Regions from separate parts of the Mus musculus genome. Here all the other regions are linked to region 1. A link is a contact called in ENCODE POLR2A ChIA-PET data. All regions are on one chromosome and are shown on one strand. Each heading gives the region's core, a stretch centred on a gene start or an enhancer-like site at or near the end of the contact. The rest is flanking DNA. Distances are from core to core; before and after follow the strand shown.

The links. ChIA-PET counts read pairs that join two places held with the same protein, here RNA polymerase II (POLR2A).
Region 2: POLR2A ChIA-PET joins it to region 1 with 30 read pairs in embryonic stem cell. The contact joins the promoter of Psrc1 here to the promoter of Psma5 in region 1. POLR2A ChIA-PET finds 5 or more read pairs at or near these places in 4 of 5 experiments (Patski and embryonic stem cell).
Region 3: POLR2A ChIA-PET joins it to region 1 with 34 read pairs in Patski. The contact joins the promoter of Gnai3 here to the promoter of Psma5 in region 1. POLR2A ChIA-PET finds 5 or more read pairs at or near these places in 3 of 5 experiments (Patski and embryonic stem cell).
Region 4: POLR2A ChIA-PET joins it to region 1 with 12 read pairs in Patski. The contact joins the promoter of Amigo1 here to the promoter of Psma5 in region 1. POLR2A ChIA-PET finds 5 or more read pairs at or near these places in 3 of 5 experiments (Patski and embryonic stem cell).

What each region holds. Positions count from the first base shown.
Region 1 is chr3:108,255,536-108,258,230 of GRCm38, reverse strand. It overlaps Psma5 (proteasome subunit alpha 5), which reads right to left and starts at 1,305. Exons shown (of 9, transcript NM_011967.3): 1 at 926-1,305. The coding sequence starts at 954.
Region 2 is chr3:108,382,475-108,385,169 of GRCm38, reverse strand. Psrc1 (proline/serine-rich coiled-coil 1) reads right to left here and starts at 1,332. Exons shown (of 8, transcript NM_019976.3): 1 at 1,244-1,332; 2 at 885-934; 3 at 739-796; 4 at 1-200. The coding sequence starts at 903. It overlaps Gm12522 (predicted gene 12522), which reads left to right and starts at 1,429. Exons shown (of 3, transcript NR_040560.1): 1 at 1,429-1,883; 2 at 2,374-2,695.
Region 3 is chr3:108,144,851-108,147,545 of GRCm38, reverse strand. Gnai3 (guanine nucleotide binding protein (G protein), alpha inhibiting 3) reads left to right here and starts at 1,394. Exons shown (of 9, transcript NM_010306.3): 1 at 1,394-1,658. The coding sequence starts at 1,541.
Region 4 is chr3:108,184,916-108,187,610 of GRCm38, reverse strand. It overlaps Amigo1 (adhesion molecule with Ig like domain 1), which reads right to left and starts at 1,322. Exons shown (of 2, transcript NM_146137.3): 1 at 933-1,322; 2 at 1-520. The coding sequence starts at 424.

The DNA.
Region 1 (2,695 bases), core at 56-2,555:
TTGAGCCTGTCAAAATTGTGGCACCTGGAATGACATATATATATTTTGACAGGCTCAATACATACTTGCCAAGAAAAGTAATTTCTCAGTGGTAACCTGGAACTAAGAAAATGTCTGCTTTCCCTAACTTTTAAAGGAACCCAGTGGTTTGCAAAACTGCTCAAAACAGAAACTGAAAGTTACAGTATCTACAGCATTTATGACAGTATTAGTTAGCATTTTCGAGACTTGAAAGTTTTTAGGTTGTCTGCTCTTTTAATAAACACAACCACACAGCTTTGACTTTACAAAACATTTAGCTTTCAACACAACACTAAAATTAACTTGCTTTCAAACCTCCTCTCACATACACACACTTTGGTCAAATGGAATCAGTGTATTAAAACTCTTCTGAGAACCACTGTACATTCAAGTTCCCACAAAACCAGATTGTAGGCAATATATTTATCCGAGCATAGCTGAAAACTGCCTTCGCTCTTCAAAAAAGATTAAAATGTACAGCACAGGACGGATTCCTACAAACTCATCCAATAGTCTCTGGTAGCTTCTATTCAAGGAAACTCCTTTCACTTTTCTTTTTCCTAAGCAGTCAGACTTAGGTTGAAAAGACGGACGCAAGGCTGGTGTCCCCCTAATCTACTCCAGGTTAAAGGTCCCGATCCCTCTCCGCCGCCTGCCCCAAGCAGCCCCAGCCTCTCGCTTCCGCGGGGAGTCAGGATTAGCGGTGACTCAGCGGGACAAGTGCAACGGGTCCGCTGCAGTGTAGCTTGGGGAATCTCGCCGGGCGCCTCGGGAACCAGATTCCCCGGGTCCCGCCAGACTTAGGTTCTCCGGGCGCCCCATGACACTGCAGAACCCAGGCCGCGGCGCGGGCCCCAGGCCCGCCCACCCAAATTTCGACCCTGCTGCTTCCCGCCGTACGAACCTGTCGTACTCGGACCGAGTGAGGAACATGGCGAGGACAGAAGGAGGCGGCAGTGGCTACGCGGGGTTCCCAAAGGCCACACGATTGAAAGCAGCACCCTAATCAACCACACCGCCACAGCACCAAGGACCCTGCAGCCGTCTGCGCGTGCGCACGCGACCTTTTTAGCCCGCCCTCCCGTGCTTCCCTTTTATTGGCTGATTGATATTCTCGCCGCGATGATTGGACTTGACAAGCTTCTTCACCGGACCTGGGTTAACAGGGAGGCGGAACTAGAGAGCACTTCCGCTTTCCGTCACCCTTGGTTGCTACGGGCGCTGGGACTCGAGGCAACCGGTGAGAGTGAACCTCGTCGTCGAGGAGTGAGCACGCCGCGCTTTGGATGGCTGCAAGACTTGGCCTGATGACTGGGTTGTCGGAATCGTGACGTAAGTCTCGCCAGCTCGCGTAAATGCAGCCGGGGGACACCGGTCTCTTACTTCGCGCTCGCCTGCCCAGCTCTTCGCTGTCTTCCCGGCTCGGTGGCAGCCGGAACTAGGTTTGCTGAGGACTTTTTGACTTGGGTAGAGAAATGTGTGCGCCTCTACCAGCGTGCCCGGCAGTTCTGCCAGCCGGGCTTGTTGAAAAAAAAAGTTTTAAAAGTTGATAGGTTCTAATCAGCAAGAACGTTTTTCAATTTCTTGCATAGGTACGATTATTTTATCAAGTCTTTCCTGGATTCGTACACATCACCACCACCACCCTAACTATCCAAGTTTCAGACCCAGACCTGGAGTTCAGTATCGGAGCTTCAGATTAGTCACTGCTTTTAAGGACCTTAATTTGTGTATGTGCTTCTTGTTTTCTCTTCCTAAGGGTAGAAGAGCAACTTGAGCTTTTTTTTTTTTTAAGAAACATTGTAAATGAATCATTTATCAAAGAAAGTTAGGTGGTTAAGAAGTCCTGACTCGGGCTGGAGAGATGGCTCAGGGGTTAAGAGCACTGGCTGTTCTTCAGAAGGTCCTGAGTTCAAATCCCAGCAACCACATGGTGGCTCACAACCATCCTGAATGAGATCTGACTTCCTCTTCTGGTGTGTCTGAAGACAGCTACGATGTACTTACATAAAATAAATAAATAAATCTTTAAAAACAAACAAAAAAAACAAAAAAAAAAAGAAGAAGTCCTGACTCTCTAGGAATGTAACTCGGTGACAGAGTACTTTCATAGCATGCATGAACCTCTGCCCAGGCTTGGCGGGGGTGGGGTGTGAGGTGGTCAGAGTACAAAGTTTCAGGTAAGATTAATACCTAATGGAGATATATGATACACCAGGATGACTAGAGTTAATATCTTACACTTGAAATTTTTCTAAGAAGGTAGATTTTAATCACTACCAAAAAAGGCAAATGTTAGTGAAAGTTAACTTAATCGTGATATATACCTATATCAAAACATAATTCTGGTGGCTGGAGAGATAGCTTAGCACCTGATTCCCTTCTAGATGCCCACATTTGGTTCTCAGCGTCCTAGTCAGGCTGCACATAACTACCCTTTATTCTAGCTCTAGGGGATCCACTGCCTTTTTCTGCTCTCTGCTGGCCCCTATATATGTGTCACACATAACACACACACACAAACACACACACACACACACACACACATTGAAAAGTCTTTTTAAAAATACCATTCTGGGTTGGGTGTGATAGTTCCTTTAATCCCAGCACTCAGGAGGCAGGGAATCTCTAAGTTCAAGACCAGCCTGGTATACCAAGTGAGTTCCAGGCTAGC
Region 2 (2,695 bases), core at 83-2,582, 130 kb before region 1:
GGGCACACTCCTCCAGCTGAGCCGCCAGGCGGTTGGCTTCATCAAGAATCTCTTCCAGCTTCTCTGGGCTGAGCGGGCCCAAGCTAAACCGCACACCCTGGAGGGCGGGAGCTACTTCATTTGGGTTACTCCGATGGGCGAGGCCCCGTCGAAGTGGTTTCTCTGGACTCACTAATACTGTTATGTCTTCTTCCTCATGACTGAAAAACAAATATGGCACCATGCTGGACAACAGCTAGCAGAAGGCATTCCTGTCGGCGAGTCGGGGACAATCCCCAACCCTGACTCCATTTTGGCCATGAGAACTGCTTTTAGGTGAGGAAAACTTAGTTCTACTCCCATTTTCTGAGACAATGTCTCAACTCTATAGCACAGAATGATCTCAAATTCAAAATCCCTCCTGCCTTCTCTCTCTCTCTCTCTGTCTCTCTTTCCCTCTCTCCCTCCCCCTCTCTGCACTCTAGTCTATCCTAGGAGTGTGGGGGTGGTTTGCAGGGCATGCCTCAACATGCCCAGGGACATTCATCTTTCATTTACATTTACCCCTAAATTTCCCTACAGCTTCTCTGTTCTCACCAGCATGTGTTCTAGAGGCCCAATTCTACCAGACTACTGCCATCAGAGGGTACCATACTCTGCTAGATTACCAACCACGGTTCTAGAGGCCCATAAGTTAGCAGTAAAGGGTTACAGATGTATTGCCGGAGGAAAATAATAAATGGATAAATAGGCTGGTACCTGTCAGATGGAGACAGCCCTCCGAAGTCCAAGGTCTCGTCCACAATGAACTTGATATCTGAAGGGATGAGAAGAATAAATGCCAGCTATCAGTTCTTGACAGACAGACTCTCAGGGGCCCGTTCCTCCCTCCATGGCTTCCTTACCCTCTTTCAGATCCTCCATGCTCAGCCAGCATAAGCGAGTCGGCTTAGACCTGAAAGAAAACATGCCTACCTCAGGTGTCTATCATCCTGCCTTAGGGCCCCATCAAGACTCGGAGTGCATTAGCTGGGGTGAAGAGGCATGGTGGTGGTAAAGCAGGATCAGCACGTGTCCCTGAAACTAGTCCGTTATATTAGGGAAAGGTGCAGAAAGCTCGACACCTGATGTGCAATCCGCCAACTTGCGCCCTGGCCTCTCCTCAGTCGGTCAGTCTTCACCTCCATCCTTACTATTATCCGAAATTTCGCTCCCCCCCTACCCCACCCATTTTCCACTCCGCGGCACCACATCCCCGCCACACCTCCAGCGCACACTCGGTTTCCACTCCCCACCTCGCTTCACAGTCTACGCAGGAAGCTTTTCTTCTACAATCTCCCAGTTCCCGGGAAAGGGCTCCCGAGGGGCGGAGCTTCGTTCGAATTTCTTAGGCTCCACCCAGTCCCGCCACAAACGCACAGCGATTGGTGAGTCCAAGGGGGCAGGGCTGAGTCGGGAGCAGTCGGGATGTCAGCCGGAGAAGATTGTCCCTTGGACCAAAGGGCACTTCCCAAAAAGGGTAGGGGGCTACAGCGGAACGGCGGGAGGAGCCGTGAGTGCGCGGTGGCGTGTACCGGAGCGCCTCCTTCTAACCGCGAGTCAGACAAGGGGAGAACTGTCGAACCAATGTAGGCTTGGAGCCCCGCCTCTTCCCCCACCTCCTGGATTCCAGCATCTGAGACTGGGTTTCCTTGCTGGGTTTCTCGCGTACTTGCAGAGACCACCAAATAGACCATCTCTCCAGCACTGGAGCCACAAGATTTCTTCATTTAGCATAAGGCCACTTCTCTGAGATATCTGGCATTTTTTTCTTCCTGCTTCAACCCCAACCCCCAAACGATGAGTATGAGCAGCTATTTAAGAGTTTAAATAAATAACAAAGAAGTCATTCTTCCAGGCAAACAGTAAGTAGTAATAATAATAAAAGATGTCAGAGCTGTGCTCCCTAAGTGCAAAAGGATTACCTATTGCTAAAGATCTTGTTCGTGTGAAGAATTTATTTCTTCGCCAGGATGCTGGAGATGTGTGCACTTTAATGGTGGGCCTGTAAAAGTTCAGCAAATAGCATGGTCTGGCGCATCCTTAGAGCACAGTCACTACCACCTTCTACCCTAGGCTTGCTTCAGGTTGGAAAGAAGCCTTTGCTGTTGTGAATGTTGTTGACTGGCTATGACCAGACCACTCCTCTCCATTCACTGATACACACACACACACACACACACACACCATCTGTTTCTTTTCCCTTTGTTTTTTGCTATTTTCTGAGACAGAGACTAGTGTAGCTCATGCTGGCCTTTGAATTCACCATATAGCCAAGGATGACCTTGAAGTCCCGACCCTCCTGCCCCTACCTCCCAAGTGCTGGGACTAAAGGCCTGTGCCACTCTACTCTAGGACCATCCTCTGAGACATCTGCAAACATCTGCAAGCATCTTCAGGAGTTCTGTTGCGCCTGCTTCGGAAAGACCATCACAGCTGGGCCTGTGGACGGTTTACCTTCCGTCATAGAAGGAGGAGGTGGGACAGAAGGTCACGGGACCTTCACCTGAGTATGCAGCCGTCCCTCTCAACCAGCTGTATGCAATTCTGTCCTAACTGCAGATGGTTTGGGGGAAGGGGCTAGAGGATAGAAGTGGGAAGAGGCAAGGGGAAGTCTCCTTAGGGAAGTCACCAGAGCTGCTTCAAGGTCATCCGTGCCTACACCCCTAACCCACTG
Region 3 (2,695 bases), core at 145-2,644, 110 kb after region 1:
AAACCTTAGATGCTCTGTTGTCAGGGGTCTCCCAGCTATACCTTCTAGAGAGGTCTGGTAGAAAGAGGGCGTGAAGTTGAAACTAGACAGATGTACTTACTGTGTGGACGTGGGAAAGCGACTGAATTCCTCTGAGCCCATTTTCTCATTGGCGACAATGGGGATTAATATTACCTACCTCACAGGGTTGTTGTGAGGATTAAGAGATGAGACATGGAAGTGCCTACCTGGCAAAAAGGTACTCAATAATGTTGTGTTTCCCCCTTTCCTCTTGACCCTTTCCCCCCTAGAAGTGATCAGAAAGGAAAAGCAGTTTCTTTTGGAAATGAGTGGGAGACTTTCCAGACTTGGAATTGACAAGCATTATGGGTGACGTGGACGAGGTTAATCTAATTAGATGGTTCTAATTAATTAATTTTCACTATAGACCTTTCTCTTGGGAATTTGTAGCTTAAGTTACCTCCTACTAGAGAAATGTTTTAAATTCCAGGGAAATGTTTCAATGGCTGTAAAAAAATGCCCCTTCTTAAAACGGGTGTTGAGTCATTGTGGGTCTATTTAGTAGGGACTTTAGGATATTCTTCACAGAGCCAATATTCAGGAGATAGTAGAAAGACAACTTTTACCAAACTTCCCCCTTTCTGTGGCTATCACAGAGGAACTCTTGTTAGATTAGAGATTAGCTCGTTTATTTCTGGGTATGGAACTAAGTCCTCAGGTTTACCTGGAAGAAAGGGAAGCGTGGAAATATTATAAATGAATTACACCTAGTTTCATATTCTAATACTTACTACCTATTTTTCACTCTCTATTACTTGATGCGGTCGAGTGATCCTTTGCCAACATAGGAGTGCCAGGCATATGTACAGCTCACAGAAATCCATACGTTGTAGCAGAAGGACTAATATATACTTGGCATAATGGGTGTAGCCAGAGGAATGGGTGAACATCCAGGCTGGGCAGCTCAAGGATCAGACGGAGGGAACTTTGGCTGAAGTGCCCAACACGCGGCTCTGGACAGAGACCTGGGCTCCAAATCACAGATGAAAAGGAAAAAAGGTTTTTTTGTTTGTTTGTTTTCTGGAGAGGGAGGCTTTTCCCAACAGCAATTCCCAGAGGACTGTGAGCTCTCATTTGAGAATCTGATCCTCACCGCCAAACCTCCAGAGCACACCACGTGCTGGAAGTCCCGCTTTTTCTACACTTGGAATCCAAGTCCAGGAGCCGGAGAAGTAAAAGGGTATTAAGGCTGGGAGGTGCGGAGCGAAGGCTCGCCATCACTCCACGGGGACAGTCAGGTACCAGGGAACTTCCGCTCTCCGTACCACCTCCGCCTCCCACTGGCACAGCGCTCTAAGTAGTAACGGCCGCTGGGCGTCGCCGGAAGTGTCGTAAACAGCACACATCCGGTTCTTCCGGGAGCTAGGGGAGCTGACGGAGAAGGCCACCGCCCAGCAGAAGACCCGTCTCCGCCGGTGTGTGGCGATTCCCGCGGTGTGTGTGAGTGAGCCCGGGCCCGGTCCCCTCTCCCGCCGCCGCCATGGGCTGCACGTTGAGCGCCGAGGACAAGGCGGCGGTGGAGCGGAGCAAGATGATCGACCGCAACTTGCGGGAGGACGGGGAGAAAGCGGCCAAAGAAGTGAAGCTGCTGCTGCTCGGTGAGGGGCTGGGGGCGGAGCTGGAGCGCTGGAGCCGGAGAGCCCGGCCCCGGGAGCAGCCGGAGCTGATCGGGGTCTGGCCAAGGCCGGCAGAGAGGACCCCAAAGGGACAAGGAGGGGATGCCCAGCAATGGGGCGGGTACTGGGCTTGGCGACTGAGGCCCCGGAAGGCGTGGGGATTTCAGGTTGGAGAGGGTGTAACCCGGCTGGGATGGTACTTAGTAGAGTTGGGGAGTTTGGAGCCCCGAGACTGTGCTGGGAATCCGGGCACGGCTCTTAAAGGGAGGGACCGAAATTAGGGAGGGTTCACACTGGGCTGGAACGTGTTGAGGAGGATAGTGTATGGTGTCTGGTGGGGCCTGTCTAGGGTTTGTGTGAGTTTGATACTTGATGTCAGGATAAAGCTGGAAGGATTGAATGATTAAATAGCGAAGCTAGTACAGAGAGGGTCACATAAAGAACTTGCTCGCAAGTCTTTTTGTGCTGTTAGTGAGGTGGGTTGTCCAGGAACACCCAGGAGGCGGTTGAAATAAATGACAGGTTCTTAGGTATAAAAGAAAAGACCTTGGGTGCAGAGGCCACTAATACTTTTTTCAACTTTTTTTTAAAATCTCTCTCTCTCTCTTTTTTTTTTTTAAATTCTCTTGAGCTTCCGTGATTCCTTTTTTAAATTAAAGGGCTAGGGATGGTGTGAGCTGAGGAAATTGAAAGAATGCCATTTTTGAGGTTTGGGGTAGAGGACAGTGGGACCATGTGTGTCGGGAATAGTAGAGGATAACATATGGACTGGGGCAGATTTATTGTAGAGATTGTGATCTATTTGGGAGGGGTTGATTTTTTTTTTTAATTGGGTTTTTCAAAATAAAAGTATGTATTGGCTTTCAGACTACAAACACCGTGTTGTCTTATACTCAAGTGGGCTTTTTTATCTCTAGTCAGACATGTTTCAGTCAGGATAATTTCGTTTTAAACTTTGATAGGCCCAGTAAATCATATAAACTTCTCTCGCATTAGCTTACCAGTAAATCCAGCTGTAT
Region 4 (2,695 bases), core at 73-2,572, 71 kb after region 1:
AGAGCAACAGCACTTCCAGCGCCTGCAGGTCGCTGAACAGGAACTCATCCAGCGTGTGAAGATGGTTGGAGGAGAGGTCCAAGTACCTAAGGTTGGGTACGGGGACGAAGGCCTCGGAGGAGATGAAGTTCAGGTGGTTGTGGCTCAGCAGCAGGGAGTGCAGGTTGGTCAGCCGGGTGGGGGTCCACTCGGCCCGCAGCCTGCTCAAGTTGTTGTGGCTGAGGTCCAGCAGTGCTGTGTAGCTGGGCAAAGATTGGGGCACATTGGGCAGCTGCTGCTTGGAGCAGCTGAGGATGTTGCTGGCGCACAGGCAGTTGGCGGGACAACTAACCACAGATCGGCCGGCCCTGGCTACCTCAAAGAGAAGCAGGAACACGGAGAGCAGCAGGAGCCAGAGGCCTCGCAGGTCACGCTGGGGTTGCATAGTGTCACTGGGAAGAGCGAGGAAGGCCACAGGATCTGGGAGGGAGTCACCCCGGCATGTTCTGGTGGAGTATGGAAGGGTCACTTTCACTACAGGCTTGGGAGAAAGAGGATGGGTTTGTAGTCACCAAAGACTCAAGAGGGAAAGACCACCACTCCCACTTTCCTCTCCCACCCTTTGGTGAGCAGAGAGGGTAAGCTATCCCGGGTAGTTCCCAGGCACAGTGAGGCAGGCTGTGGGCTCAAAATACTAGGACATCAGAGGCATAGGCGCAAAGGCCCAGTGGGCTGGGGTCGCCGGTCTAGAGTGAGAGTGTACACAGCGTGTCCCCTGTGGTGGCAGTGGTGGGGTGTCACCAGGGATTGCAAGCTCTGGGTTTGGAGGCGGGGTCATCAGGGCCTTTCCCGAGGAACCCAGGGAAGGTCAACAGGGTACTAGGCTGAGAAGGGCCGAAGGTTCCCGGGGCCTGTGGCGCGGGTTCCCTCCCTAGACCCTCGGGTCACTGCACCTGCTCGGCGAGGATGCGTCTCAGCCCATGGCCAGTCCAGGAGCTCCGTCGCGGCCTCCCCCGTCCGCGCCTCCCCGGCCGGCCTGTCACAGCGCCCAGCGTACGTAGGGGCCCGCGCCCGGCGACATCGCCTGCGAGGAACTTGCTGGGTTCCGCGCTGTCCACCCGCGCCGCCGCCGCGCCCGGACCGCCGCGCCCGTCCACCCGAGCCCACCTGGCACGACTGCCGCCTCCGGAGCCACGGGCCAGGCGAGAAGCAGTGCGGCGAGCGGGAGACGCCGCGATCCCAGCCGAGGGAGCAGCGTGGGGGCAGCGAGCACCGCGCGCGCGCCCGCCCGCCCGCCGCCGCCCGCCGCCGCCGCCGCCGGAGCCTCCGGGCGCGTGCGCGCGGCGGGGGCGGGGCGCACGTGCGTGTGTTTGTCTCCGGCTCCCGGCGGACGCGCGGGCTGCCGGCTGCAGTCGGGGGTCATTTCCTCTGCCATCCCGGGCTGGGCCCAGAGCTAGCGAGCGTGGCCCCTCAAAGCGCCTCTCTTCCCTAGCCTCCCTTTCTCCATTCTCTTCATGCCCCAGTAACGTTCCTCCTACCCAAACCCCCTGTCGGGAAAAGTAAGTCTAAGAGTAGTGAGTTCGCTGGAACCAGTGAACTGACTCTGGGACAAGAAGCGGCACGCGTCTTTTAATTTTCCAAATTAAAGAAATCTGGCTCGCCTCCCGCTGTCAGTGTTGGCGGGAAATTCATTAGTCACGTTTTTTTTTTTTTTTTTTTTCGTTCCTTCTGCTTTCTCTGCGCAGCTGTGAAGTCACTAAAATTTGGGAGAAGAGCTTTATTTTGCTTTTTTGTTTTTGTTTTTGTTCTTCCCTCTCTACTTTTGATGTCACTAGTCTATACTTCTTGGAGTACCATAGAAGAACACAGCTGCTTAGCCTGCAAGCTTGCTAGTCACGACTGGGCTTGGGAGGCGTGTCCTTCCACAGACAACCCACCTTGCCTCCCCACTTCCCGTCCTATCCAGCTCTCCCATTTATCTTCTTCCCGAAGCAGTACCTGCACTTCCTGGTTGTCAGATCTTGATACTTTCTCTATTAATTCTCAAAGGTGAAGACCAGTGGTGGGCGTTGAGGTGTTTTCTGTAAGATGGTTTCTGTAAGATGGCCTCCCTAAGCACAAAGAAGCTGTTAATCAAAGTATGAAAATTGATGATTGGGGGCAAGGCCCAGGAATGACCAAGACCATGTCATCCAAGAATTCATTCTTGAGATACTGGGCACAGAGGGAGAAATTAGCAAGTTTTTCTTTCCAGTCTTTTACAGTAGCAAGACCACACCTGAAATTAACCTCTCAACAAATTAGCTTGCTAAGAGTTTAAAAAAGAAAAAAGCTAGATCTCTCCCATGTTTTACTGTGAATTTAAGTGACTGTATTATCTCTTCTAGGGGTATTAGCACATTAAACTTATGCATGATCTGGAAAGATTTTTTTTTTTCCTCTTTCCTGTTTAATCCAGGCATGGTGAAAAGTCGAGAAGGGTGAGTAGTCCTTTTTGGAGGAGAAGGAAAGAGGAATCAGGAAATCAATGGCTGTGAAACACAATTTCTGTTGGCTAGAGATGCTAGGGTATTTCTCAGTTACAGGCACATGCCACGTGGAAGCTCGGTCATCAGAAAACTTGACTGGGACGGGAGGGTCAGCTTTCACAGAGGGTCACATGAGTCCCTCAGATGGTTGGCTGTTGTTGTCAAGAAACCTCAATGACTCTCCAGGT